Regions from separate parts of the Homo sapiens genome. Here region 2 is linked to region 1. A link is a contact called in ENCODE Hi-C or POLR2A ChIA-PET data. All regions are on one chromosome and are shown on one strand. Each heading gives the region's core, a stretch centred on a gene start or an enhancer-like site at or near the end of the contact. The rest is flanking DNA. Distances are from core to core; before and after follow the strand shown. Region 1 overlaps NINL (ninein like). Region 2 holds the start of ZNF337 (zinc finger protein 337).

Region 1 (2,894 bases), core at 184-2,683:
GGGACAGGAAGGGCAGAGTTTCTAGCCCACTTTCTTAGACACCTCCCAGGGTCCTGCAGACCTTCAGGAAGCAGACATAAACCAGGCTGTGCATGCTTCCCCATTCACACGTGGCTGGGGCCTCGGTCCCCAGCCCTGCAGCCTGAGTGGGACTTGTGACTGCTTCGACCTAGGAGACAGCAGAAGTGATGCCACGGGACTTCCAGGAACACGACATCCACCCACTTCTGCTGGGACATTTGCTCTGGGGCAGCTGCCGCCACCATGCTGTGATGAAGCCCAAAGTAGCCCTGCAGAGGCCACGTGGAGAGGCCCAGATGGAGAAGGGAGGCCCCAGCCCACACGGCACATCATGCAATATACCCAGGTAACAAACCTGCACAGGTACCCCCAAATCTAAAATAAAAGTTGAAAGAAAAAAAGTTTTTAAAAACACCAATATCCTTGTTACAAAATACAAAGAAACCCCAAAAGTGAGTTTGCAGAGATCAGGTGACATACAGTGGGGAGGGCTCAGGGTGATCCTTCTGGAATCTGGAGACCGACCAGAAAGATGCCCTCAGTCAAGACACAGCGACCCCTAGGAGCGAGCAGCATGCCAGGCACCCAGATCCTGTCTCTAAAACCATTCCCTCAGGAAAGGAACCAAGACTCCTTGGAGAAATGGCAGATTGTGGGCAGGTGCTGGGGCATCTCATTATGCCAGCAAGTGTGGAAACATTTGACAAAACAAGGCAGCAGCCAACACTGCGGGGCATGCCGCGGCACAGCAAGCAGCCGAGGACTCTCACTTGCCAAATCTTGCACAATTTGGGCACGAAAATAATTAAAAACCATAGGGAGGAAATGGGAATTCATGAGTCCATACCAGTGATTGGTACATGTATGGCTAGATCTGGACGGACAGGATTTCTCTAGCTTGAGTAGAATGCCAATGGCATGGACAGATGTGGAGGGGCTGCTAAGCAGGAAAATCATTTTGCAACCATCATAGTAAAGACTGAATCAGGCAAGAATCACCAGTGATGCTAAATCCAGGGAAGATTCTGATGAAGGCAGTATATTTGCATGGTCTTAAAGTGTCTTTCCACTGACTGTGTAATATTAATAGTTGCAGGGGAGAAAAAATGGTGATTACCGAGCAGAGAAACCAGGCGACACCTCGGTTGGGAGATCAGAAGCAACACCAGCGAGCGGGGCACAACATCACCCATGTGCTGTGCCAGCTGAGGATGCACAGCCTCAGTGCTGTGAACAGGAAACATCAGAAACACACAAAACGGGAACGTTGCTATGAAAAAGCGAGGAGGACAACATTCCTCAAAAATATCAATGTCATAAAGACAAAGAAAGGAAATGAGTCAGAATAAAGGATATTAAAGAAACAATCTGGCCCTGGGTAGATGCACTGAGGGAAGCAGAACTCGGCCAGCAGGTAACATGTTGCTTCGATGGCAGTTCATCAAGCATGCCTCAGTCATGAGAAAATATTCTCATTCAGTCAGGTGCTGGGAAACTTACTCTCCAGGAAATAAAAGCCCTCGCTTGTGGCTTTTACAAATTTCTGTGGTTTAAAGCCTGTATCAATTTGAAGCCTATCAAAGGCTTAATAAGCAATCTGCAAATCCTTGAACTCTGCATGATCACCTGCAGGAGCAGGAAGCTGCACAGCACTGCCAGCAGAACGGGAGGAAGTGTTTCTTAGGAAGTGCACACAAGCACTGGGCCGTGAAGGGTCAGGATGTGCATATATGACCCTCGGATGCTAAATCATGTTGTTTAGCATCTTTATGGGTACTTATACACCTTTTTCTTATTAGGTTATGTATTCATATTTGGAGAGAGTTTTTATATATTCTGGATCCAAGTCTTTTATCAGATAAATACATAATCACAAACATTTACTCCCATTTGTGTCTTTTGATCAGTGGGTCTTAATTTTTATTAAATCAAATGTTATTATTGTAAAAATCTATTATGAACTAGGCTTTAGAAGGTATAGTAAATAAAACTTGGATGTCATGAAGATCACAGAATTTTCTCCTTTTCTCAGTGGATTCTACAGTGTTCTGTCCAGGGCCAGGTGCTGCCTTCAGTTGTCCTGTTCCTTTAACATCCTTGACTCTGAAACATTCCCACAGTCTTTCTTTGTCTTTTATGACATTGATAATTTTGAAGAACACTGTTGTTCCTGCCCATTTTTCATAGAAATGGTCTCATGTTGTGGTTTGCTGATGTTTCCTTTGGATTGAGGCTGTGGTTCAGAAATAACAATGTCTACACGTTCACATCCACACCAACACAGCCAGTGAGCAGGTATGCTAAGGCAGAGGCAACAGGGTGAAATGTGAACAGTTGCATGTGGGTAAAGGGTACACAGACACGTGCTCTGTGCACTAGTTTTGTTTGTAACTATGAAAGTTTGAAATTGTTTTCATATAAAAAGTTTTTAAATATTCTAAATGTTAGCTTGAAACAGACAAAAAAATCCAAAAAAAGGAAAGGGGAAATATCTGAATAAATAGGTTAGCATTTAAATATAAAATATCTCTGCTGTTTCAAAAAATAAAATTGAAAGAACCCCAGATGAAAAGAATAGCATGTCTTTAAGTAACAGAATCATGTTAAAGAAAGAAGGGTTTTAAATTTGAAAAATCCAGGGCACTAAAGGAATCTATTAATGGAAGGTTATCTCTAGGTTCTGAGTCTGCTCCAGCAGCTACCAGAGGAGGAAGCCAGCAGCCCACATGCAGCTGCAGTCCTAGCAGCACACCATCTGGACCCCATCCGCATGGCAGGCCCCACCCACCCCACACACACCAGTCGAGGCAGAAGGAAGGCGACACCGCTCATCACACATAGGATTTCAAAAGGAGAATGAGACGTGCAGGGAA
Region 2 (3,064 bases), core at 323-2,822, 210 kb after region 1:
CAAAAACACAAAAACCCAAAAAACTGAAAACAGACATTTACCATCTATTCTGAGAGTTGCCAACTAAGAGGCTTCATCTACATAATAAGAACTTTGATCTACGCAATCCCCTTAACTCTGGCATGCTTCTGATTCCAGTCTTCAGGCAGTAGCTTAAGTCTCTCAACCAACTGTCCACTAAAGAATCCCTAAGTGCCCCCATGAGGTGTAAACCCTTTGGAGATATACCAGCTTTTTGGGAGGAACCCGTGTATATCTTTCTCTTATTGATTTATGATTTTCTTTTTGGAGGCAGGATCTCGCTGTGTTACCCAGGCTAGCGTGCAGTGCAGCCAACATAGCTGGTTACAGCCTCCACCTCCTGGACTCAACTGACTGGGCCTCCCAAGTAGCTGAGGCCACAGGCATGGGACACCACGCCCCGCTAATTTTTTTATTTTTCTAATTTCATGTAGAGACAGGGTCTTGCTGTGCTGCCCAGGCTGCTCTGGAACTCCTGGCCTCCCAAAGTGCTGGGACTACAGGCATGAGCCACACTGCTCAGCCTGATTTATGACTTTACCTGAAATTCCTGTCTCCCTGAATTGTATAAAATTAACCTGCAAGCCTGACCATCTCGGGCACTTTCACAGGACCTCTTGAGGCTGAATAACCTGGGCCACAGTCACTCATACTGACTAGGAATAAACCTTTTTAAATATATTTTGGCAGAACCCGGATTTTGCCGTCATTAGCAAGGCCCCAGGGAAGAGGCCACCTGGGTCCCCACAGCCACCTCACCTCCCGCGGACGCTGCCCCACGCAGATCCCCCCCCCCCCCCACCAAAACACGTCTAGACGTGCCCGTGCGAGGACATTTGGTCCCGGCCTACACTCCTATCCGCGGAAGATCGTCCCAAGGCGGGGTGCTCCCAACCCAAAGCAGCGGCCCTTCCCCAAAACACGCGGGCGAAGTCCTCCCCTGTCCCGCCTCCCACAATAAAGTCTGGAGCATCAGAGTCGGAGGGAACCCGAGTCGGACCTAGCCCATCCGTCTCATGGCTGTAACCCCCACCCCACCAGTGGACCCTGGCTGTGGCCGAGTCCCCCTCCACCTCCGGCCAAAAGACCCCCGTGGCAGCTCGCTAGGCCGCTGGCCCGTCCCCACCCGAGGAGCGGCGACCCTGGCACAAGAGGACCTGGGTTGCTCGGCGCCCCTGTGAAATCCGGGCTGTTCACCGCCCGAGCCGCCACTACACGCAACCGGGAACGGAGACTGAGTGGCGGCCCAGACCCGGGGCGCTCGGCAAGCCGCAGCCCCACCGCCCACTTCAAGGCGCGGCCTGGGTCTCCGCCCCTCCCCAGAACGCGGAGACGCCGGGCCTGGAGGAGCGCGCGCTACGGCCCCAGCAGCGCCCTCACGTCCCAGGCCTTCCCGGCCCTTCTTCCTGCGCCGGAAGGGCGCGCTGCAGAGAGGGACCCGCAGGAGCGCAGCTCACCGGGGCGGCTGAGGGCGAACCGAGGCGGTGAGGTCACCGATGGTGGACCACGCATCTCACGGCTCGCTGACGCCCAGGGATCTGGAACGCTCTGCGCCGCCCGGGACTACACTACCCAGAATCCTCAGCGCGGCCGGGACTACGCTACCCAGCATCCTCGGCGCGGCCCGGAGGCTATGCGACCCTGCGCGTCGCATCCCCTCGGTGGACTACACTCCCCAGAGTCCTCGGGAGTCGTCCAGGTACACGCCCCAGAATATTGGTCATAGCGGTCCACCCGGGACTGCGCGACCCGGAATCCTTGGAAGGACTTCTCGGAAGGACTCCTCTCTGACAGGTGGGGCGAGCCTATGGTCGTTTGGACGTGGAGGGATCCTTTCAGAACCGGCGATTTCTTTTATTTAGGTAGCCCTATACATACATTAAGCATATTTTCCCATTTCTATGATATAGGTAAATAATTTTCCCACTGTCTTTTGATTATGGGTATGTCTTTTTTTTTTCTTTTGTTTCTTTTTTTTGCTATGTAGTACTTTTGATCTCTGATTTTCCTACGGATTTTGTGGTTTTATCATTCACATTTAGATCTCTCAATGGTTTAATTTTTCTCCAGGTACACACTGTAAATATACAATTATTTTTAAAATTTTCTAATATTTTATTAATTTCCCATTAAATTTATTAAAAATATAGTCTTTTACCAAATAATTTAAGGTTTCAGCTACATAATTCAGTATACTCAATTTACATTTGCATTTCAATTTCTAATTGTTCCCCCATTTATCTAATTATGCATCAATGCCAGAATTCTTTCATTATGTAGGGTGTATAATATGCTGATATCTTTTGTGGCTTGCCAAACCACGTAGACTTTATATTTCAGGCCTTTACTAGGTATACTTGCTGTTTGCTTTTTCTCTTTTGGTTTTTAAATTTTTAATTATTCTGGATAAATATTAGTTGTACATATTTATAGGGTACATGTTATGTTTTGATACAGGCATACAGTGTTTAATGGTCAAATGAGGGTGATTGGGGTATCCATCCCCTCAAGCATTTAGCATTTCTTTGTTTTAGGAAGTTTCCAATTCTCTCTTATTTTTAAATATATAGTAAAATTGTTCTTAACTATAGTCACTGTATAGTGCTACCAACTACTAGATCTTATTCATTCTAACTGTATTTTTGTATCGATTAACAAGTCCCTCTTTATCTCCTCTACCCACCATCCTTCCCAGCCTCTGTTAACTATCTCATTCTACTCTCCATCTCCATGAGTTCACGTTTTTAGCCCCACAAATGAGTGAGCACATGTGATATTTGTCATGCTGTGCCTCATTTCGCTTAACATAATGTCCTCCATTTTCATACATGCTATTGAAAATGACAGAATTTCATTCTTTTAATGACTGGCTAATATCCCATTGTGTTAATGTACCACACTTTCCTTATCCATTCATCTGTTGATAGACACTTTGATTCTATATCTTTACTATTTTGGATAGTGCTGTAGTAAACATGAGAGTGCAGATATATCCTTGAAATACTGATTTCCTTTCTTTTGGATATATACTCAGCAGTGGGAT

The links. A loop is a pair of places that touch in the nucleus more often than their neighbours do. ChIA-PET counts read pairs that join two places held with the same protein, here RNA polymerase II (POLR2A). Pooled maps may share reads with other maps.
Region 2: a pooled map shows a loop between it and region 1 (2.8-fold over the local background). The contact joins the promoter of ZNF337 here to the enhancer-like site in region 1. A Hi-C loop is called at or near these places in 1 of 168 maps with a recorded cell type or tissue (endothelial cell of umbilical vein), 5 of 37 single-sample maps with no recorded cell type and 4 of 50 pooled maps. POLR2A ChIA-PET finds 5 or more read pairs at or near these places in 1 of 52 experiments (H1).

The regions. Positions count from the first base shown.
Region 1 is chr20:25,483,763-25,486,656 of GRCh38, forward strand. All of the region lies in intron 13 of NINL (ninein like), which reads right to left. Among named protein-coding and RNA genes, the nearest start is that of GINS1, 78 kb to the left of the region's middle. Within about 2 kb of position 1,434, at least 4 of the 41 ENCODE cell types and tissues checked have a DNase peak (open chromatin) inside an H3K27ac peak, as active enhancers do; they include endothelial cell of umbilical vein, where a contact is called at or near this core.
Region 2 is chr20:25,695,281-25,698,344 of GRCh38, forward strand. It overlaps ZNF337 (zinc finger protein 337), which reads right to left and starts at 1,573. Exons shown (of 5, transcript NM_015655.4): 1 at 1,479-1,573. It overlaps LOC107985400 (a long non-coding RNA gene), which reads left to right and starts at 1,761. Exons shown (of 2, transcript XR_007067557.1): 1 at 1,761-1,883. RefSeq lists an enhancer at 977-1,086.